3 separate regions of the Mus musculus genome follow, and regions 2 and 3 are each linked to region 1. Evidence: chromatin loops called from intact Hi-C (ENCODE). Cell type or tissue: left cerebral cortex. All regions are shown on one strand.

Region 1 (8,000 bases):
TTGGATTTAAAAACTTGAGCACATACTGTAGATACATAAAATTATCATCTTTCCTCACCCCATCCCCCATCAATTGCATTCTCCGTCGGTCACACGGAATATGTCTGTGGCCTGCCTGCACTGAATCATTTCAGAGCGGAAAAGCATCTTCAGAGGAAAACCAATGTAGGGACATGCTTCTTCGTGCACCATAGTATGTCTGTTTGTTATAATATGCAAATCCTGAGTCCCCAGCGTCAAAAATCACAGATTCCGTGCAGAATTTCTTTCCCCTTTCTAGCTTTCTTTTCCTCTATGTGTTTGTGCAACTTAAAAGTTATGACCATTAACAGGCATGTTTACGACAGCCTGCTTTTAAACTTTCAGGTTTCCTTTGTTTTTTCTGTTGTGCTAAAAAAATGTATTCCTAGTTATTTCTCCCTCTTTGTGATAGTAATGGCTGTCTAGAAATATGAGCTTGAGAATTGAGTTCATCCAAGAAGCCAAGAAGAACAAAAACCACACACACACTTTGCATTTGCAAGCACCTGGAATCCATTGGGTTCCTGGAGTTGTAATTTGGAAGCAGACAAAGCAAAGAATTACCAGCTGAAAAGCTGGCGCTGTGAGTGAGAACAGCCCGAGGAGGCGCCAGAGTCTGGTTTGTGTGGGGACTTTGAGGCAGGGAAACAGAACCCAAGGCGCACTGCCAGCTTGGAAACTAGTGACACTAGAATGCTGGCTGCTGTGTGTCTCCTCTGCTGGCTTGGTTGCCATCATATTTTGTTTTGGTGCTGGGACTGAACCTCAGAGTTATAGGCATCCTAAACTCACACTGGGCCAATGAGCCCCGCCCCTCGACCCAGCTCCGGAGTCCTGAACCAGCCCCAGGATGAGCCTGCTCCTCTATATATAATGCATTTTGAGTTGTTCTTTCTTAATAGGTGTCCTTGTGAGTGTTAGATGGGTTGGGAGCCGCTGGGAGTGGTATCTCGCCTGAGAAACTTGCTCTTACAGGCTATTAAGGACAATTCTGAGATGGGTTTATTATAGTATTCGGTATATTAAAAATAAAAATCTCTTGGCTTTCAGGACTGTGAAAGGAAAGAGTGACAGGAAACTCAAGTGCAGAGTTCTGTGTGTTTAATATTCCTGCATTTGGGATAGGATATTTAGGTAGCACCGAGTTGCATATATTGCATAGGATCCAGTAGCCATATTTGTGTTAAAAAAGAGAATACCTTTTGAGATTTTTCTTATCAACAATGCCCTATCCATCTTTGAGCATTAATACCTAAATAGGAAGGTTCATTCTTAGGTAAAATTGATTTTGCGAGGAGAGCCTGTATTTATTTTAGCATTTCTTTGGTCTGATATCTAGGGGTATAGTAGCATTCATGGGCTTTGCCCCACATGGAGCTTCGAGCTTATTGTAGCATTGCACACTGATCCCAGGTCAGTGTGATGCGTGAAATCAATTTATTTGAATCTCTTTGCCTCTATAGGAATTTGGCAGAGTGCCAGTTGTTTTCATTTAATGTTCTTTGTGTTGAACACAGACAAGCAGGCTTGCTATTGTGTTCTTCCTTCTTTTGGTCTCTGTCTCTTACAGCCAATATTTTGCTCTGTGGATTTTGAAAGGAAGGGAGACTTTATCGAGGGTGGGTGGTGCTTGATATGCAAAAACAAACAGTGTGACTTTCTTATCTTTTAGGAGATATTCTTTTCACCTTCATGACACGAGGTGTTGATATTATACATAAAAAATACTTAAGAATTTTGTTTAGATAAGATTCTTGGTGAAATCAAACAGACTATAGGTGATTCCTTGTATTAATGACAGTTACTTGAAACAATTGTAGGAATTACAATAAATACTTAATTTGTGAACTAAACCATTTTTAGGAGCATTTACTCAATGGGAAAACTTACCCTTTAATCAAGCACACATTAAAAGTAATGCTTTATCTTTGACCCATTTTGATTAAGACACTGCTGTATATGACCTGAGTTTGTTATATATAATGCTCTAATAAATTCCTGTGATTTGGGTAATTTCTTTTTAAAATGTGCAGGGTTAATTCCTGGGAGTGGCAAAGGGCCTTTTTTTCTTTTTTTTTTGCTGTTGTGTGATAAATTCAGATCCATGCTCCATTCGTGGTTGTTTTTGTAGGCAGCAGGAATTGTTTCTGGGTTAGATCTTGGAAGAGACAGAGAAAGGAAATAAATGCCAGAGAGTGAGAGGAGACTGTTCTATTGATGCTCCAGGCAGTTCTTACGGAAGTTGATATGCAGAACCATGGAGCCAAGACTTCAGGGTCAGGCTTCTACCCGGCAGCATAGCTTCCTTGTTTAATTACCTGAAGAGCAAAACAGTCAGCCTGGGAATGTGTGAAACCCCAGGATCTCCTGCAGCCTCCTGGCCCTCTGACATCCTTCAAGGCCAGTCCCATGGGTCTGGCTGGTTCACGCCTGGGTTCCTCTCTCTCAGGAGGCATTGTGTGCAAGAGGGTTTGGCTGTGAAGCTGAGATCTCTGCCAGTGCCTAGACTCCTGTTCATTCCTTCTGGTCTGTATTGACAGATAGATTTGGCTTTCCTCTTTCTTCAACGAATTTAAACATGTGGCTCTTTCATTTTGAACCTCTGGCCTTGCTATGAAACAATCCCTGTCCCTCCAACACATTAGCTAATGGAAGAGTGGCCTTAGTTTCCTGAGAACTCATTTTTCAGCATTGTGTGATCACATCCTGTGTGTTGCTATTATGGGGTCAGACTCACTCATAATAATTTAGTGTGCAACTAACAGTTCTGAGATGGTTTATTTATTCATACATGAAAACAGAATATCCTGTTTTTAAAAGAAAAGTTATAGGATTTTCGAGATGGGGTCTCCCTCTTTTTTCCTTGGAATCTGAATATAGTGTTAACATTTGCAGCAGGAAGGGGCACACATGCTTTGATGGAGCAGGAGGTGATGAGAAATAATATTGGTTAGCAATATGTCTAGCTTTGGGGGCGTTGCATAGGGAAAGTATTCTAAGACTTGCTTGGCGAGAGAGCCATTTGGGAGACCTCCTGGCTATAACAAGATGCTACCTTCCCCAGAGGAAGTCTGACAGCTTCTTTATCTGTCCTGCTGACTGAAGTGTCCTCCCTGTGGGTGGGGAGCAGGGATGCTGCTAGTTTTTCCGTCAAACATCAGTGGAAAGTGTGACTTCATGTCTAGTAATTTGGTTTGTCCAACTACTTCCGTAGGCTTCTGTCTTGCAGTCTGAAGGACATTTGTCCTTTACTGGAACGTGTTTGCCTACATAAAGTACAAATAAGAGTTGTGGGCATGTAAAAAGAGTGTTTTTTTCCGCATATATTTTGTATTTTCATTTATTTATTCACTTTACATCTCAATGCCCATCCCGCTCTCCTCCCATCCCCCTTCCCTCAGTTCTTCCTTTACCCCTTCCACTTTCCCTCTGAGAAGGGGAAGCCCCCCCCCCCCCTTGGGTATCACCCACCCTGGCACATCAAGTTTCTGTAGGACTAGGTGCATCCTCTCCCAAGTGTTCTTTTGGTGAATTCACAAACATAACTCCACTCCTGGCAATGAGTTCTCTACACTGCTTTTCCCAAAGTGATAAACATGTTGGACTTTGTAGAGAAGTTTCATGGGAATTATTAGAAAAGCAGCTTTGTATTCATATAATATTTATGGAAATAATATGTGTTTGAATATTTGTATACTGCGCCATGGGCAAGTGTATAATCATTTAACTAGCTGGTCTAGCCTGGTGTACCTGGCGACTGACCTGGCCTGGTGGTCTGTTGCTCACAGGCATTAAGCACCTGTGCCTGGTGCACCCTCTCTGCAGGTTTGCTCCTGTCTATTTATGTAGCATCCTCCTGCCTTTCCTTCAGAGTTTTTCTTCACCATCAATATGCACGTGGAGAAAGTAGTATAAAAATATACTTTTAGCCACTGTCAGTGTTCATAACTCACTCTCTACAAACAGACTCTTCACTAAAGCCCCACCCTGCCTCCTGAGCTCCCCAAGTTTTGCTAGGTTTTATCACCCGACCCACCCCCGACCCCCCCATAGTTTTTCAGAATGCAGGTGAGAACAGCCCAGTGCTATTATCAGCAGGGCACTGAGTTCACTAAGAGAGGACTGAGAAAGACTGAAAGACAAATGGCTAGTTGTGGTTTTCAGGTGAGCTTGCTCTGTTAATCTGGGCTGAAATGGACAGGAACAGGTGGTGTGGCGGAGGAGAGGATGGGTAGGGGTTGCTCTGGCCAAGAGCAGGTTGCCAGCTGGGCCAGTGATCTAGTTCTGTTGTCAGTGTACCCACAGCAGTGGAAAAGGGACCTTTTCACATAAAAGGCAATCTTGACAAACTTTCTGAAAACGTTAATGAGGTATAAATGAATAATCTTAGTAAGTTGAAGTGCTGAATTTGCTAAGCGAACTGAGCTGAGGTTCAAAGATTTGAAGCGCTACTGTATTTTCTATATTCCAATATACAGCAGTGTGGTGGGGCGGATGGGTGCGAACGCCGCTGGAGTCATTTTGTCTTGGTGCTGTAGCAGATGTGCTATACTGGGACCTCTGGACAGAGAAAGCACAGTTAGGGATGGAATTTGGTAATAAAACTCATTCTAGCTAAAAGTGGGTTTTTCTTTTTAAAGTTTGAATCTACATACAAATGTAACAAATTAGTGTATGTGTATAGATTTGAAGAATTTGCAATATGGAGAAAAGGTGATGGGAGTTTGTTAGAGATTAAAAAGTGCTGAGGAAAAAAATATGATCAGAAAAAAAAAATGTGGGCTCTTGTATTGCTGTGTCCTTGCTCCACCTGGTGGATTTTGCTGAAAGTGTTTAAGTCTGTGTTAATGAAAAGAATTAACCACTACACAGTTCCTCTGAGCATAGCAAGAGTCTTGTTGGTGTTTAAAATATTCCTATGTTTATGGTTTTTGTTCTGTAATTTCATTGCATTGAAAGAAATGTATATTATATAGAATCCATGTGGTTCAAACATATGTATGTTCGTTTTCGGAAATTTGGAATATTCCGAAAGTAACCCTCACATGAAATCCCCCTGCATAGGGCCATCATTACCAGTTCCACACTTAGTATTACTTATTCTGGAGCCCCAGCTGGTTCCGATCTTGCTCTGTAAATTAGCCTGGATTTGAACTTGTTCCACTCCTCTAAGCCTCTACTATTGGATTGGTTTTAAGGATAGATGTTATCAGAAGAGAACCAGCTTGCATTTTCGCTGATTTAAAAATACGTTGAATGTTTACTACTAAGTCAAAGAATGATGACAGGCATCGGGCTGATTATAATCATTTTTGCAGAACTGCTTCTCAGGCTCAAAGGTGGTGGTGTGTCAGTGTTTAGCAGAAAGGTTTTTTTCTCATTGAGCTTCATGTCCAAGACACAAAGGTAGAGACTAACGGTGCCTTATGCATTCATGGGGTTGGTAATATCTGTTGTTTGCTGGCCTTGTACAGACTGCTTTCTCTGGCAATCTTAAGAATTCAGTTGTGCTTTGATCAGCTTACTGCTTTCCTTAGGTTATTATTATTTTTTTAATCCCTTAGATTCTTACATCGCTGTAACAGAAGGTGAAGTTTTGAAAACAGTGTCTCCATATGCAAGGGATTTGGAGACCTTTTTATTGTCTTTAACACTGTCATTCATGGTCCTCATTAGCATTTATTGTTGCAAGCCTACAAGCAGAAAATGTGAAATTGGTATGTCATGAATAGCCCCACAGAGCTCTGGAGCCCTCTGATTTTGCCTGCAGTGTGGTGTGGGCTGGGCTTTGAGGGAAAGCTGTCCAGATGGCTGCCTGCACACAGCAGAGCTGCAGGTTTTTGTCTCTGGTGCTGAGAGGAGGGGAAGTTCACTGGAGCATACGCCATCACCCTTGCATTTTAACAAAACTAACTAGCCATTAGTCAAGATGGGAGGGTGATGACATCGAGACAAAGGTTTTCCATATAGTGTTACAAGCTGTGTCACAGGATAGGGCTGAGCTGCTAGGTACCTTCTCTTTTAACCCAGTGGGTTTTGTGGTTGGAAAACGAGATGGAAATGGTAACTTCTTTGCAAATTGGTGTGCAGGTGGGTCTTTTACAGATCTCTTTTTTAAATTTGTTTAAATTGGAAGATGATATTTTATGCTAAAAGAGTCTATAAAGCTAGGATTCCTCACTAGGGCTAAGAACCTAAGTGTTGTTTTATTTAAAAGCTGAAAAGAAAGAATTTAGACCATTTTTCCTGCAGAGAAATCTACTTTTAAGAACATTAGTACATTTAAGTCTCATTTACATAAAATAATGTTCAACCAATGTGTGTTAAAAACAGTTTTCAGATTTTAGAATTTCTTAAATGTTAGGTCTGAGAGTCAAAAGTTGTCAATTATAAAAGATATACAATAATAAATATACTGTGCTAGTATAAGATCATGGCCACTATTATAAACAAATAATAATTACAGATACAGGTTCTATTTTCTGTTAGCAAGTGATATTTTTGAGATTTCATTTTGCACAAATACTAGTAAACCTACACAGTGTGCACATAATAACAGACATATTTGCTTTCATATGCGGAGTGTGTATATATTTGAGGTTTTCTTCTTTTTTTCTCTTTCTCTTTCCTTCTGTTTCTCTCTCTGTGTCTCCCTCTCTGTCTCTGTTTCTGTCTCTCTCTTTTTGTCTCCCATTCATAAAGTCTTACTGTGCAGTTCTGACTGGCCTGAAACTTGCTATGTAGACCAGGCTGGTTTCAAAAATTCAGAGATTCACATGACTCTGTCTCCTGAGTATTGGTATTAAACATAGGCATCACCCTACCCACTGGATAACATATGTTGACCAGAATTCAAAATAAAATACATTGCTACATTGCTTCAAAAACTGCCAAAATGATTGTCAGTGCATATGTATGTATGTATGTATGTATGTATATATATGGAGGAAAATGCCACAGAGATTGGCTTATTAAGAAGACATTATTTTTTTGAGGCTGGAAGTTTCACACTAGTTTTAGAGCTCAGTATTAACCCACATAAGCTAACAGAGATAAAAAAGAAAAAGTCAAACTGAGTTTGTCATAAGACAAAGATGAACTGTAGAGCTGTGTTATAGCCATCTAGCTCCCTGCCTTCCCCTGGCCCAATAGAGTAGGATTTCTCCAAGGACCACATAGCATGGTCTCCCCAGGATGGAGGGGGCTTGTCCATCTAGTTGCAAGTGATCCAAGCAAAACAGCCTTTCTGCCTCTATAACGTCTGTCTAATCACCTACTAAGTCAACCTTCTCTCAGGTATGTTTCCTTTTAATCCCTTACATCTTAGTGCTTAGCACTTAGGCCCTCTAGGACAACCCCAAGGAGTCTTTGACCCCCTGATGTTTACACACCCTTCAGATTCTTACGGTGACAGACAAAACACTCTTCCTTTGTCACTTAGGCAAAGTTCTTGGGGTCTCTCTGTGCATCAGCTGACAGTCGAGGAGGTGCAGGTGTTTGCCAATCACTTCCCCCAAACAAGGTAGCAGAAATTGTCTGACTGTGTCCAGCTCTTTACAGCAGGCATTTATAGAAGAGATGGCGGCTGGCCTCTCAGCACGGTGGACCTCTCAGGGAGCTTTATAACCTATTTCCTACCCCACTCATTTCTTTGTGGTTGGCACTGTCTTACCTTGGAGCCTAAACCATACGCTGTTTGTTTTTCCTGCCGACAAAGTATAATTGGATTTATCTTTGTCAGGAGACAATCTATTACGGCCTTTATTTAATACAGTTTCAAATGTCTTTCAGTGGCAGAAGCAAATTAATGTACATTTTCACTGGGTGTTATATCTATTTAATCGACTGTCAAAGTGATGAGAAGTTAGGAACTCATCCAGAGAGGTCCATCGCCCTCAGCCCAACAGCTCACACATTAGGTAGGTTTGCCCTGTCAGTGGGATGCCTTTAGAAAACACTAATAGCTTCCAGCTGGGTGG
Region 2 (8,000 bases), 680 kb before region 1:
TCGATTTTAGGCAATTTTTAACATTCATTTTGGGGATATTGTTTCAAGTTGTAAAATAATCAGGCTGTTGCTTTAATTTAGTTTCCATTGTTTCTATTTATTGATTCTGACTACCATTACTTCAGCAGGATTTTTCCTGCTTGTTTGAAAGCAGTAGATAGGTTCCACACACAATCTGAAGAAAAGTAACTTAAAAATTAAGCAATAAAATCAAAACAGGCGGAGTCACCCCCCCCCCCACCCCCGGTCTGATGTGTCTGAATGCTACCCTCACTAATCGATTTCGGTTAGAACTTTCAGGATAGCAAGGTGAAAGTGTTACCTTGCACGCTCTGCATTAGAGAATGGTGAAATCACATGTTCTCAGCATATCCTCCAACTCGGTGAGTGACTGGCTTAAACTTGTTCATGTTCCTGGTTGGCTTTCAGGATGTCGTGTACTGCATATATATGCACTGGGCACTAATGTTCTGATACTGGTAAATACAATTTATTTGATAATAACCGTGGCATTAAATAGACTAACAAGGGACTATAGATTAACAGAACATAATAAAATCTATTCTGAAGGTTTAACCACCTCCATACTAATGTCTTGATGGACATGAGGCCACATAGCTGTGATTTAACTCTCTGAAAAATGGGTATAAGCTTCCTAAAGGAGGAGGCTGCGTCTCTCATTGCCTTCATTGTCAACCTCTTTGTACCTAGTAAAATCAATACCAGCCGCACTGAAGACTTGTTTACCGCCTATCATATTTCAGATTCAGAACTTCCCAGAGAACCGTCACACTCTTCTGACTGGCAAGAAAGATGGGAAACATCAGTCAGTGAGACTGCTCAGTGGTTAGAAGCCCTTGCTGTCATAGGTTGTCCTGAGCTCTGGCCCCAGCCCCACTGAGTAGAAGGAGAGAACCAACCCCCACAAATTGTACTCTGGTCTCTTTGACCTCCACTCATGTGCGCCCCATGTATATACACTTCTCACACACACACACACACACACACACACACACACACACACACACACATTTTAAGTCACAAAGATAGAAACCACATCCTCCAAGTTGTGTCAAGTCAGCTGAGTTTGTATGTATAAAAAGATCATTTAGTATACAATTATTATACTTAGAAAATACTAAACAAAATTCCAAATATAAAGTCAGTAAAATCAAACCTCTTTACTTCCAATATGCACAGATAAAGGAATGTGGGCTGGGCACTGGGTGTTTCCTTTCTCTGTAACTGTTGGTTGGTTACACTTTATTGGGCTGGGAAGGTAAATGGACCTGTTTTACTTAACAAAGCCAGCTAGTTGTTTTATGGAAATTGTCCTTCCGCTTCTAACTCATCTGAATGTCAATGTCAAACTAACAGCTGCACCACTGGGATGAGAAGGGAAAACTCCTGGTCAGAAGAAGCCCTCTTTCCATTAAGGCGTGCCCTTCATGCTTCGCATTAGCTGCTGTCAACTCAGCTTCTTTCTTCCCGAGAACGGCCAGCTGATGGATGCATGCGGACCGCATAGCGCTGCGCAGGAACTTGCTTCCTTTTCCAATCCCTTGCAAGACCTGTGTATGGAAAATGACTTTTGGTAATATTTCCAGGCACCTTTAATTTACACACGAATTGTCAGTTATTTCATTTTGAGCGTCATGGGAGTTTTGATGCTGTGTACGTGTCTGCATATATCTGAGGCAGCAGTTTAATCTTTCGGAGCTTTGATTTGTTCACAGACAGGAGCGTGAAGCTAACTTCGGTTTTACTTGGCTAAAGTGTTTCATTGACAAGAATGAACAAATGCCATATAGATCTAGACTTCAGCTACACTTTAAAGGTAGGAGTAGACATTAAATAAATCAGTTCATACCTTAGCACAGTTTTTTATGCATTTTCTTCAGATTTATTTCCTACTGTGAATATTTATTACTTAGAATGAAATATTTAAAAAGAGTCAAAAGTCACTCTCTTGAAATTAATTGCCTTTTACACTAATAGTAACAGTCCTGTGGTTCCCATAATCTTCAGAATCATAATCAAGTTCCAGACAGAGCTTCAGATAACACAATCTTAATAGAATTGAAAGCGAGAAAAAATACTAATTGTATTGACCAGTATATTCAGAATGCACCTGAAAATTCTGTTCTGTCCTCTTAAATAGCAAAGTTAATGTATAATTTCAAGATGCTATCAAGTTACCAAGAAAGTATTTTCCCTCTTGAAATTTGCTAGGATAAATTATCTTCATATTTGAATTATACTCAATTCAAAAAGAAAGCCAAATAAGGAAACTAATCCACGCAGTCGAGCAAGGCCCACGATGGCCCTGAGTCATCTTAGCACAGGGAGAGCATCATAAAGTCCATACTGCACTGTGATCTGTGAACATTAAATAAGAATCAGTGTAACAATACTTGTAGCATCTGAAACATATTACTGTGGGCGGGGATATTAGCTGGATACATAGCAAGTATCAAAAGCTCACCTTCCCTTGACCTGTGCTCTGTCCACACCCATGAGTGAGCATATCTTCCCTACTCATAGGTGTACATACATCTCTTTCTGTTTATATCTCTGTCTCTCTCTCTCTGTCTGTCTGTCTGTCTCTCTCTCTCTCTCTCTCACACACACACACACACACACACACACAAAGAGAGACAGAGATAGAGATGGACAGAGAGAGAGAGAGAGGGAGAACGCAAACCATTCAATTAGGTTAATTGCTTCTAGTTTTTAATAGAAAACATTTCCAACAACTAAGATATGTCCCACCTGTAACATGTTGCCTTATACTCTTGTTAGATAGACAAAGTGTCTCTTTGTCCCATTGTCTTATCCATTCCTTCTAGACAGTAGAATTGGAGAGACATTGCTTTTGTGCAATCTTTCTTCTCTGGCGCAGATTTCCCTGGAGTGACTTAGTTATTTCTTCCCTAGGAATAAAAATGTCTCCTCATCCAAGAGAGAAGACTGTATAAAGGTCCACACATTTCCCCATTTGTGGAACTTTAGCCAAGAACTATCTGTCTCACTTTTAACAAGCAGCACCCACTAGGCAGAACCACGAGGACAAAGCTCTAGATACATTGATAAAATATGGTCTCTTTACTCTACTTTATAAGCAATTTTCTTCATTAATAAGTCAGTTTCAGTAGTTTCAGATAATATAACTTACTTGAAATTAAGGAAAATGAAAATATTATTAAATCTTTGCAAAATCATGGTTTCCTGATAAGAATAAAATAGAAAAGCATAGCATAATTAAAAATTCCTCAGTCCATGTTGTTTAGTATTATAAATAATAAAAAAGATATTTAAGGAAATTAAATACTAAGCTATAAATAGTAGTTTAATTTATTAAAATTGATCCAATCTACATATAATGCAGGATACAATTTACAGACAAAATGGTTAACCCTCTGTCATTAAGAATAGCCAGTGCATTTTAAAACATTATTCTAAAGGCAGTGGCCTTTTTTCTTCTTCTTCTAATTGAGCTGCTTAAGATGAATACAAATGCTAAATTACAGTTGGGACTCAAGTGCACTCAGTCATGTTGCAATTCCTTTGACTTACAGTTTGAGACTGCTTGCCCTCCCCTCTTTGCTAATAGGGTTAAAATGAAGTTACAATGGCACCTATCCGCATAACCAAATTAGAGCAGCTCACATAGGCAGACTCACACACAAATGCACTTATGTAACAAATATATCCCTCAACAGGAAGATGACAGCCATTCAGATAAAATGCTTTTATTATTTACTTTCAACAGGTTTCTATAGCAGTGCCATGACTATTGTTGAATCATTTCAATAATCTTGTTATAGAGCTGGTAATAAAAGAAAAGACACTTTAGTAGAAAGAAATGACCTGCCTTCTGACATCTTTCCAGGCTTCAGTGACAGTGATGTGTAGATTACCTTTCTGTTCAAACAAACAAGACCATTGCTCGACCTTTTAAATCCTAGTTTATAACCTCAAAGGGCTGATGTAGACTTGACAAGGAACACCAACAGTCTACCCTGCAATTTCCCCACTACCAGTAGGGGGGGCAGCTGGTGCAGTTTGACAAGTTAAGTGGAAGGAGATGTCCACGGTAGCTTTATAGCTACCAGGAGACATAATGGCCTCTGCACAGTCCATATCTCTTACATATAAACAAGTAGAGATGAACGATGATGCCTGTATACATAAAAGGATTTTGACCTTATTAAATTAACCAGGGATGGACATCTCACAATTTATGTGTGTGCTTTGTTTCTCAAGGTCCAAAGTGTTTGCCACGTTTAAGTATTTTATCCTATGGCGCTAGATGAAAGACAGTTATTTCTTTGACATTTATATCTATTCTTCCAGAAGAAATTTCTGAAAAATTAGCCCATCCTATCATTTACAAATTATGCTGTCTTCTTCCACTCTCCCATGGGACCATTATTGATGAGACAGTCTTGATATCTGATATCATCCTTATTTTCTCTGTAATGGCAATGAGATATTGTTATATTGAAAACTCTGATGTAAAGGACCTGCAAGAATGAAAACCCTGTATTTATTGGGAAGAAAGAAAGGAATAACAGGCTGCCCGGATGGCTCAGCAATTAAGAGCACTTGCTGCTCTTGCAGAGGATACTGGTTCAAGCCCCAGCACCCACACAGTGGGTTCCTGAGAATCAAATGACCTTTTCTGGGTTCTAGTAGCCATCAGCCATGCATGTGATTCACAGACATGCTCATATGCAAAACACCCATACACACATTTTTTTTTAAAGATGAAAGAAAGAAAAAAAGGAAAGAAAGAAAGATTAAAATTATAATTAAAGCAGAAAATGAATTGTGGCTGGCTGAGAAGTAGGCCAGTGGTTGAACATTTGTGTAGCATGAACAAGGCTCTAGATTCTATCCTCAAAATGCTAAACACTAAGTCAGTGGTTTTATGTTCGTATAATGTGTCTACTTCTTGGCTTTATATGAATGTGTGTGTGCACATGTGTATGATGGTGTGGGTATGGAGATCAGATGATGACATCTGAGAGTCAGTTTTCTTCATCATGTGATCCCAATGATCCAGCCCACATCATGACACTTAGAGGGTGGAGTCTTCACCTGCCCAGCTGTCTTGCTGGGCCCGTTCCATCTCTTTTTAATGCTAATCATTGTGCTAACCAACTCAAATTGTATTTCTGATCTTAAGTGGCCACTCGAATTGGTCCTTCAGTGTCCATGTTGTGGTATCTAGTCTCCCCTCTGTACACAGAGAATTGATGCTTGGTAAATTGGCAGGGTCCTCCCAAGACCTGTCCTCCCTGCATCCGTGTCTGCCTAGAGAGTGAATTAACTGAAAATGTCCTTTACCAGTGTTCAGTGTGTTATCCTTAGGTAAGCATGACTTAGAGTGGAAGGGTATATAACAATATAAGTTTCAGGCAGCAGACAGTCCAGTTAAGACTCCAGCAGGTAGCCGGATTCTTATTCTTATATCCTAAGAATGTTTTGCTTTCTATATTATAATATATAATTATAATATGTAATATAACTATAAAATATTTTATAATGAATATTTTGTTTTTAATAAGAGCCATTTCTCTAATTTTCAGATTTTTAGGCACCTTATCAACAAAGTAAGCCCCACAAATGAAATGGGGTCCTGTAGCATGGTTTCAGTCAGAACACTGGATTTAATATAGAGGTCACTGCAGGGTTTCAGAAGCCTGATATTTTTATGCTAACATAAAGACAATAGTATTCTTATGAGTATTAAGAATTACCATCGTCTAAATTACATGGTATTATATAATTGTGTTCTTATTATTATTTCCAAGATTACTATGCCAATATTATATCTTAGAACATCAACACTATTTGTTTCAAATAAATCAATCCTGATAAGTTTTGTTACTTGGAGAACAATGACAAGGGAATTAAGAGTCAGGAAGAACTTCTTTGTTCTGTTAGAACTATGGAGTTACTTCAGTTCTGAGCTATTTCTCATTGGCTTGTAGATTTTTTTTTATGCCTGATTTTCTTGTTTTGTTTTATTTATAGGGAATGACATCATCCCAGAGTACGCTGCTGCTATTTTAGTCCTGGTGGCAATACATGGTAGAGTTGCATTTGGAAGTCAAAAATTAAGTTATGTTTGTTATACCATTCTAAATAATAGCCATTCACATCACGTAAAATAGCATAAGAAGTAGAATTAACCAGAATGGGCACACAGATAGTCTATGCTATAATACTGATAGACATAACCAAGATAGGCCAGCCTCTCTTCCACTCAATAGCAGAGGACTAGCACATTTACAATGCACGACACTGTTTAGAATTATGTTATGTATCAGTGGTCAGCTTAGAATAGAACTATTGTTGCAACCATGTGATCATATGTAATGTAAGTGTTTGACAACAATAATCAATGCATTTAGTATAAAACGAAAATCTGTTATTTGCTTATGCTGGTGACAGCTGTTCACATAATTTACAATAATTAGATTATAGTAAAGTCTGGGCAAAGTGACACTTAACATTTCTTCTTGCTATCCCCTACACCTTGAAGTGAGCACATGATGAAATTGGAAAATGTGTAAGAAGAGCAAGTAGTAATTTTTGAAAGGCTTGGGACATCTGAGTGAGCAACTTGTGGAGAAACACAGGCTTTGAGATGATGATGGGGTTTATGGCAATTTTCTTGGAAGGGACTGTTGTGGATTTACAGTTGAACAGCAAGGGAATTTATCGCATTCATATCCTGATACATCTGCCTTTCTCCAGAGAGATAACACCTTATAAGAACTATAACTACTCTTCTCATTCCCTCAGGGTAAACATAACGGCAGCATTTTGAGCTATTTTCTGAGAAGCTCATATGAACTTGGAGCTCAGAAGAGAAAACATACCTCAAGTGGCCATTCTGTTATGAGGTGGGATGGTTTGTGGAGGGTCAAATCCCCCTAGTCATAAAGCAAGAGATTTATCAAAAGCATTACAAATTGAAGGGTTGTTTTTTTCTTTCTTACAGGAGTGGCTTTTGAGTCTTCCTTGCTCACTAGACTTTCTTGGACCTATTACTAAACAGGCTTTTTTGCCCACACTAAATGTTATCGCTTGATTTTTCAACCTTAACGTGAAGAACCAGCCACTGGAATGAAAACACTGATCTAAGACTTTGTCCTTATGCTCCTTGAGAGCTTTCATTTGATCCTCTTTTGATACAGCCATTCCTTCAACCAGGTATCCTAGTCTCATACTGGAGAAATGGTGGGAGGTGCTCTTGTTGCAACCTAAGACAGGGAAACAGCATGCCGAACAGAAACCACTAATATGTACTCTTTGTTTCTCTTCTCATAAGCTGAATTGTAAAAAGATTAAAAATATTATAACATATATATATATGTATATGTATATATATGTATATATATGTGTATATATATATATATATATATATATATATATATATATATATATATATATATATATATATATATATATTACTTAACAGGCCCCGATCACTGTCTTGAATGTTTCTGTATATTAACTTGTTTAATCCTGACCACAATAATTCACAGTATCAATATTATTACTACAGTGTAGGAGCATTGCTGATATTTTACTCCTTTTAACTAAAATGTTTGTCAATTTTTATATGTATAATTTAAATACCAGCTTTATTTGAGAGAGAGAAATCAGAAGTATGAAGAAATGAGCTTCCTGTAGTCAGGGTTAGCAAGTGCCAAACCACACACTGAAATGCATAGTACTTCTACTCTTTTCTTCCCAGTTAGTCATGGATTCACACTACATCAGCCCATGAACCTTAAATAAGTCCTCCTAATTATAAATTTCTTTTTTTGATCAAGTCCTTGGAGGCAACCATCACCTGTCAGACACATAATTTTTTTTTAACACAAGCAAATTTCACTCTGATTGGAATAATTTATGTGAGAAAGATCCACATGGAATCCTGCAGTGGAGCAGCTTAATCAACTTGACAATCAACAAGCCAC
Region 3 (8,000 bases), 660 kb after region 1:
CCACACTGATGACAAAAAGCAGCCACATTGCAGAACTGGGGGGCATCAGCTAGGAAAGGTCCAGGACCACAAGAGAAAACATACAGGAGAAAACATAACTCAGTGGGGGAAAAAATGGTGGCCTCCTTGTCCAATGGAGAGAGACCAAGAGAACTGTTTTAAGTTAGTCTTGATGAGGAGAAAGCAGGCTTTTCAGCAAGAGGAATGAATAATCTGATGATGATTACACCTTGGAAGGAGTCGGAAAAGGACAAAAGTGAGGACAGAACGATGTAAAAACAACAGAGGTCACCCATTGACAGACATTTACTTATTCTGTGAGTCTGATTCACTAAACTAAACTAAGAAAAAGTAAATTAAATTAAAAATAAAAACCTGAGGGCGCAGCTTCTAGAGTATCTTATCAGAATTCACTGTTTGAGCTGTTACCTTTGTCCCATTTGTCAAAGGCAAGTCTGGAGCCCAAAACAGAATCAACCACACTTGCTCAGATAGAGATATTTTCTGTAAAATTCTCTGCTTTGTAGTAAGGGAAAGATTTAGACTATGAGAGGGAGGAAGGGGTCCATCCACAGAGAAAAAAACATCAGAAGGTCCCATTTCAAATGAGGCAGGAGACAAGGACCCACATTGGAGATTATCCTCTGACTTCTATGCCATGGCATGAGCATGCCTGTACTAAAACAACAAGCACACATGCATACACATACATGTACCCCAACACGACAGAAACTAAAAGTAAATCCAGTCATGGTGAGATTACTGAGTGGATATGCACAGGGTCATGGTTCCAAATGTTTGCAAAGTATGGAACAAGGTTAAGTCAGGAAATGAATTATCCATTCAGAGTTGCATGTCAAGGAAGCAGACAGGATAGACACTTGCAGTGATTCACTAAACTAGAGAAATCAATTTGAGTTCCACTCAAAATAATGGAATGTTAAAAAAAAAAAAACCATTCAAAGACAAATCAAATTGTTCTCTGGTATTGGAATAGTGGAAGCCAGGAGCAAAACCAGGCTTCATTCAGGATATGTTTTCCCACATCAGCCTTGCATCCTGTGACCTGGTTTTGAGATCATGTATATCTTTCAAGTGAGGTGGTATTGCTACTTTTTGAAAATAAAGTAGGTCTATACGTTTTGCTCTCTGTGTGTACCAGTTCTACTCCATGATCACAACATGTGATTTTAGAGGAATCTAAGTGGGGGAACGAGTTAGTAGCCATTGTTAATGAGGCTCATGCCCACGTGGCCACATGACATGGGACTCACTACCCTCTAAAAGACAAATTGAACTCCAGTGTCAGTCACTGACCTTAGGGAGTGTGACTCTCCAAGGGTGACACGTAAAGAAAAGAAGCCCAGGAGGAGGTAATTTAGGATTTATGGAGTGCTGGGAGCGTTTGAGGGAAGGTGTTTGAAAATAAGCATTAACATGAAAAATAACACACATTTATCTGTACTGTGATCTCACATAATTCCCTGAGTACCCATGGGTTCACAGAATGTAAGGCTCCAGGCCTCGGTTAACTGCTCTGTCTCCTGGGGACATAATTAACAATTATCATTGCTAAAGGAAAAATAAATAGATACTTTCAACGTACTCATCGAGAATCTTTACAGAAAAGCTGTAGAATAGAGTCGCTTGCTTTGATATAATAACAGAATAAAAACCTGCCAAGAAAAGAGCAGTGATTAAAAAAAAAAAAAAGACACAAGTTTTATTTGTTTGCATATTACAAGTAGATTATAAACTAATTTTGCAAACTTAAAGGCATTCCCACTAGCAACACCTACACAGGTTTTTTTTTTAAGCTGAATCATATCACATCAAACTTTAAAATGTACCTTTTCATGCAAAGCAGGCATGAATATATGCTCTTGCTCTTCACTAGTTTTCTGCCTAGCTTTCTAAGTGGCAACTGCTACATTCTATCACTCACTCAGAGAATGATGCCAACATTCAGTAGTTGCACATCTGGTTTCATTTTGCTCTCTCGTCCTCATCTTTGATAACCCAACTTGCAGACTTCTGTTCTTTTCTGTCAATTTCTAAAACTTCCAAAGTGGCAGGGGAAAGCACTTATCTGCACGTATCAGCAATGTTAAATGGAAATGAGAATGGCCTTGTCTGGGGGCTGAAACACTTAATACTCTGCTGAGAAGAAAACTAGTCATTTATTTTGGTACAAATGCTGATCAATCAATGAAATATCTCATGAAGACAAAGACCTGACAATATGACCAATAACCCTGCCCTGCTTTTTTATGAAGACCTATCTAGGTTACCTTCATCAGAAAAGAAAATTTAGCTCATTATTTTTCCCCATAATTTGTTTATGTGAGGAAACATTCAAATTAATGTTATTGACATAAACACATAGCTTACTTAGACTAAGTGCAGAGCATAATATCATGTGATTCCAAACTTAATCTGGAGGTGTGGTCTTAGGGTTTCCTGGGAAGTGGACAATGCTGAGAAAAGCTAATTTTCAGTGGGCATCCGCAGCTTCTTGAGCTTGAACTTCAGAGCCTCCCAGGCGCAGAGGCTCTTGGTCTGCATTGTGTGAATACTAAGGAGACACCAATCATTGCCTAGGAAGCATAGTACACTTCTTTGATTGTCATTCTTCCTTATCAGACAGGATGCTCCATGATACCTGGCATTTTTCCCTTTCATATTTCCAAACCTTCATTTTCTACTAAAACTATAAAATAAATCAGAGCTCAACAAATATTTGCTGAATAAACTGATCACCCTCACTGACTGGTACATTTTCACCAAATGCGTTTTATTGAGTTCACACACAGATGGGTGCAAACATGTCTGGCACAAAGACTCCTGTTGGCCATTACTGCCGGAAAAGGTCCCGCAGAGCTCAGCAGCCAAGATGTGTGACTTCACCGAGGACCCGACCACAGAATTCAAGGAGGCTTTCCAGCTGTTTGACCGAACAGGCGATGGCAAGATCCTGTACAGCCAGTGTGGGGATGTGATGTGGGCCCTGGGCCAGAACCCTACCAATGCCGAGGTGCTCAAGGTCCTGGGGAACCCCAAGAGTGATGAGATGAATGTGAAGGTGCTGGACTTTGAGCACTTCCTGCCCATGCTGCAGACCGTGGCCAAGAACAAGGACCAGGGAACCTACGATGATTATGTTGAATGCCTTCGTGTGTTTGACAAGGAAGGAAATGGCACCGTCATGGGTGCTGAAATCCGTCATGTCCTTGTCACACCGGGCGAGAAGATGACAGAGGAAGAAGTAGAGATGCTAGTGGCAGGGCATGAGGACAGCAATGGTTGCATCAACTATGAAGAGATGGTGCTGAATAGCTGAGGACATTCTGTATCCCGAGCCTGTTCCTTGCCCAGTGTGATTTCTGTGTGGCCCCAGAGGCTCCCCTGTCACAGCACCTTGCCCATCTGGTTTCTTTTGGATGATGTTTGCCTTCACCAAATAAAATTTGCTCTCTTTGCTCTCAAAAAAAAAAAAGGAAGAAAAGAAAGAGAGAGAGAGAGAGAGAGAGAGAGAGAGAGAGAGAGAGAGAGAGAGAGAGAGAAAGAAAGAAAGAAAGAAAGAAAGAAAGAAAGAAAGAAAGAAAGAAAGAAAGAAAGAAAGAAAGAAAGAAAGAAAGAAAGAAAGGCTCCTGTTGTCTGAAAGATGCAAAGGTTTCCAAATGTTCTGTTTCAGGCCGTGTCACTATGCTGTTGATCTGTTCCCTAGGACTTGTGGTTAAGGTATTTTAGACTGTTCTATAGATGAAATGTTTGTGTCCTCTTGGAGTTCACATCAGGAAGCCTAATACAAATAAAATGGTTAGACTAGTATTTTGTGGAGAGTTTTGAAGAAAACTTGCTCTTAAAGGTTAATCCTTCATGAATGACCTTAACCAAAGAGAGACAAGATTCATCCATTCATATTCTTCCCCATCCTTCACCCTTCTTGACCACTGTGAAATAATATAGTGAAAAAAGCAGCCAACATCAGAAAAGAGGCAGAAAGAGAGCCTTTATTGGGCATAAGATCTGTGAGAGCCTTGCTCACAAACTTCTCAGCCTTGAGAGCAGTCAGAAAATACATTTCTGTCTTCTGCACCACCCCATCTATGATATCTTGTCACGCTGCCTTTGATGGACTAAGACAGACATAGAAAAATGACCATGGCATGAGAAAGACAATAGCCTGAGAAAAAAGTGGCCCTTCTGCTTTATGTAAAATCAAATCAAGCTCTTGAGATTATGATCTGATGGCTGCCACAGAAGGGCGCTGTAAATTCCTCACAGTCCATTTTCTAGTGGTTTTAGAACTTAATTGTCTTTACTTGGGTCAATAGCATTGAGCATGGAGGGACGTGTGATAAGATGGTTGTGGCGTTTTGTAGGCGATAATTAAAATCCTTGCTTTTTAGCAGGGAAATTGCTTTTACTCACAGTTTTCTTTAGAGCTGAACAGATCATTGAACTGTACTTGCATCCTCCTCTATAAATATGTATCAATACCACACTAGTCATCCTCTGTGCTAAGGAGCTTGTACTGAGCCAGTATTAAAGTTGGCATGCAGGGCTGGGTTGAATATCAAAATGTGTCTCTCTGTAGACCGTTTGTTATGCTGGTTGACTCCCTCATTAAAAATGGAGGAATTATTTACTTCATTTCTGTTTATTTAAAGTGGCTCGGAAGCAACTGGATAGCAAAGCGTTTTCAACAAAGAGAAATAGTGACACCTTGTGGAAGAGTCTAATTTCATCTCCAAGTCTGTTAACATTTCTACCTTCAAAATAAATGTTTAGGAGTACACATTCTCTCCCTTGGGAACAAGTGTACCTTTATATTGGACTTGATACCATATATATTTCATATTATTTTATGGTGCTGCTATCAATCACACTGATTTCCTCTTAAAAAGTAAAATTATTGACATTCTTTAGTGACTCTCCAGGCCTATTATTGTAAATAATAATGGTGACTACAAGAGATTTATCCTTCCAACCTATATCCATCTAAACATACTCTGAAGCAGTAACAATGTGCTCTGTGAAGCATTGGAATCAAACAACACGGAAATACAGGGAATTTTATAATAATCAACAGCACTTACCACTGCTCTTGACAGGCTTTGCCTATTTTGCATATAATTTCCAAAACTGAATTAAAACACATATAAGTACCAAGTACCCAAATGACCATATATCCAAATATTGAGTGAGTAGTAAGCTGGTGTGAAGCTACCAGCAGCTAATGTTAAAATTCTATGGCTATTAATTATACTGCCAATCCTGGATGAGTCCCTTGCAGCTATGGTGAACTTCTGGTGCTTACTCAAGTAGTCTCCCCAAAGGTCCACAGAAATCAGGCCTGAGATGTAGTTCTCACCTTCCTTCTGGGTTCCAGTAGATGTGGGTTTAAGTCTCCTGTATAACACCGGACAAGTTTCTGAACGTCTATCACTATATATCTAGCAATGGACCACTAAGCTTTTACTAACTGAATGATGTATTTTAAATATTGAGGCAGCATTGCCAGAAAACTATTCTTTCTCTTTTCCAGTGTTACCTTTCTCTGTTGCTGCTTCTCTGGGTCACACACCGGGACTTCTTTGAGTAAGTTTCTTGAATGATGCTGTTTTACATGGAAAGTGAGAGCAGATCCTCCCCACACTGCAGTCTAGAGTTTGAGCAGCATCTCGGACTAACCAAAAACCGGACTCTGCCATTTACCACCTGTGTGATCTTGAGCAAAGTACCAAACTTCTCTGGGACCCTGTTTCAGAGCACTTAATAAATGAGGATTGAGCATTGTCCTACCTCCTACAGTTCTATCATGAGGATTAAATGTGTTAATGTATGCAAAGCACTGACTGGCACCAGGCAAAAGCCACGTAAGCATTCACTATTAGTGTAGCATTGTATAAAATAAGTGATAAAGAAAACATTTGGCCTACTCATTAAAATGATCTTCAGGGTGTGTGGAGGGGATGGCAGGGGTCGGGGGGGGGGAGGAAAGGCATTTCACTTCCAAATGTGACCAGCCCAGGGAAGACCATCAGAGTCAGATGCTAGACTATTCCAGTGCTACTACTGGTCACTTTGGTGTGCTTAACTGTTTATGAATACATACGCTCAACTGGAATATGTAATTCATTTTATCCTTTTTAGATAGATAAAATCACAGTTTGAGCTTAAATTATGTTCTCTGCTGTGATGTAGACATGGTTGGATATTTTCCAGCCAACAGAAAGAGGACGATCAGCTTGAGCCTATTTGGGTAAGAAACTGAAGCAGATCTCAGGAAATAACTCATCCTGAGAGAAAAAAAATCTCAAATAAATATGCCCAGTAGCAAAGTCTGTGATCTCTACACAGGCAGCAGAATCTTTCTCACTAGAGTGACTTCTAGTCCCCTTCTCAATTTATTGAATACTGTTTGTTTTATTGATTTTTGCCATTGTTGTTCATTTGTTAGAGACTTGTTCTTTCTGTATTTTAAAAACTATTTCAGAAGAAAGTTTAAAATGCACCTTATATTACTGACTAACATTCACAGCCATTAACTAGGTAGCACTGGGTAAATTCTTGGATGTTCTCAAATACCTTATCTATTAACATTCTGCCTTTCATTTACAATTTTATTGGTGGTTTGTTTTTTTTTGTTTATTTGTTTTGTTTTGTTTTGTTTTGTTTTGTTTTACACTGTTACTCACTTCTGAAAGCACAAAACTGCAAGCAATGCACTCTTTCTCTTCATGGTACTTAGTCTTATGGAGAAATAGCAAATGTGGAACAACTAAACAAAGATGAAGACTTCCATGTAAAGACATCTCTCTCTGAATGGATGTCCTCATCTCTGAATGGATATCTGATGTCATATCGGTAACTGTAAGATGGCAGAAGTCTTGATGACACACTAGGTATGCACCACAAGTATAGCATTTAAGGCACAATTGAGAGACTCTTAGAAATTCTGAATAACTAAATCGAAGGGTCCTCTTCCGGGAATGGTGGTGACCCTAGGGTGATAGAAAAAGACCAAGTAAAAGACCACAAGAAACAAACCTACGTATCAAATGGGGGTGTGCTGCCATATTATTCCTCTTCTTTGACATTTGTATGGCATTCCTTTTATGATAACAAAGCCTTTTATATGGAATCACAGATGTTCCAGATTCTATAAAGCTCAATTCTAATTCTACACTGAGGCAAGAACCCTGCCTGCATTCCCCTAGGGTGGCTGTTTTTTCTAAATACCTCTAGTGATTGAGAATTTGTCACTTCTTGAGACAGTACATTTTTCTTTTTTAGGAAATAATTGGTAAAGCTTAAAGCCAAACACGGAAGATTGATCAATCCATTTATCTTCTTTCTTCATCTTTGGAATATAATTAAAGCAAGTAAATAATTATTTTTTTAAAGTCCCCAAATATTAAGGAAGTGTAAGAAAAGTCCAGCAACCAAGTTTTCTCCTTTGACCACAAAGGAAGCTGTCTTTCCCACCCAAGCTGCAGCATGTTGGTGCTGATAAAGATGCTAAAACACAAGACTGGAAACAACCTCACAACAGGCACAGTTAAGGGTAGGAATAGGCAGTACAGCCTCATGTGGGGGCAGAGGAATAAAGTATAACTGGGCATTGAATAACTTCCAGCATACTGGCCACCATCCAATCTCTCCCTCAATTTGTCTATGAAAATTCACATACCAAAAATAAACATTTCTGCTCTAGACTTGAGTTCCTTTCTAAGTGACCCCTTCCCAAAATGTTCACTTTGCAATGTGGTTTACCATTTTGCCTATTAGGCCCATCCACAGGCCAGTACTTCAGAGATTTGGCTGCCATAGTTTATCACCTAGGTTCTTCCTTCCACGTCAAGGTTATATTCCTGACTGCTGAAAGGGCTCATGAATTATATCTAGCTCTCTCCCAGAGAGTTGTCATCAGATGAAGGAAGTTGCTTGCTTGAGCCAGCATCATCTCTGGAGACAACATAGATCTAATGATG

What was found. Hi-C counts contacts between places; a loop is a spot of excess contacts. Peaks named below come from ENCODE experiments on the same cell type or tissue, not always from the same donor. Only the 100,000 strongest peaks of a DNase experiment are listed, where the experiment ranks them.
Region 2: it touches region 1 in a loop (10-fold over the local background); 16 of 42 quality-filtered maps call a loop at or near these places.
Region 3: a loop joins it to region 1, with 3 times the contacts of the local background. A loop is called at or near these places in 12 of 42 quality-filtered maps.

What each region holds. Positions count from the first base shown.
Region 1 is chr4:13,773,209-13,781,208 of GRCm38, forward strand. It overlaps a transcript of Runx1t1 not described here. Among named protein-coding and RNA genes, the nearest start is that of Runx1t1, 7.6 kb to the right of the region's middle. In left cerebral cortex, CTCF peaks have their summits at 611 and 4,834 (motif pointing left); DNase peaks (open chromatin) are centred at 644, 1,460, 3,134, 4,560 and 3 more places; H3K27ac peaks cover 1,099 bases.
Region 2 is chr4:13,095,014-13,103,013 of GRCm38, forward strand. Gm11820 (a long non-coding RNA gene) reads left to right here. Exons shown (of 9, transcript XR_390410.3): 3 at 292-383; 4 at 1,378-1,594; 5 at 1,737-1,837; 6 at 6,043-6,917; 7 at 7,016-7,227. Among named protein-coding and RNA genes, the nearest start is that of Gm11820, 7.7 kb to the left of the region's middle. In left cerebral cortex, a CTCF peak has its summit at 4,043 (motif pointing right); DNase peaks (open chromatin) are centred at 1,484 and 4,033.
Region 3 is chr4:14,430,998-14,438,997 of GRCm38, forward strand. It overlaps the pseudogene Gm11836. Among named protein-coding and RNA genes, the nearest start is that of Gm2560, 140 kb to the left of the region's middle. In left cerebral cortex, a CTCF peak has its summit at 4,748 (motif pointing left); a DNase peak (open chromatin) is centred at 4,588.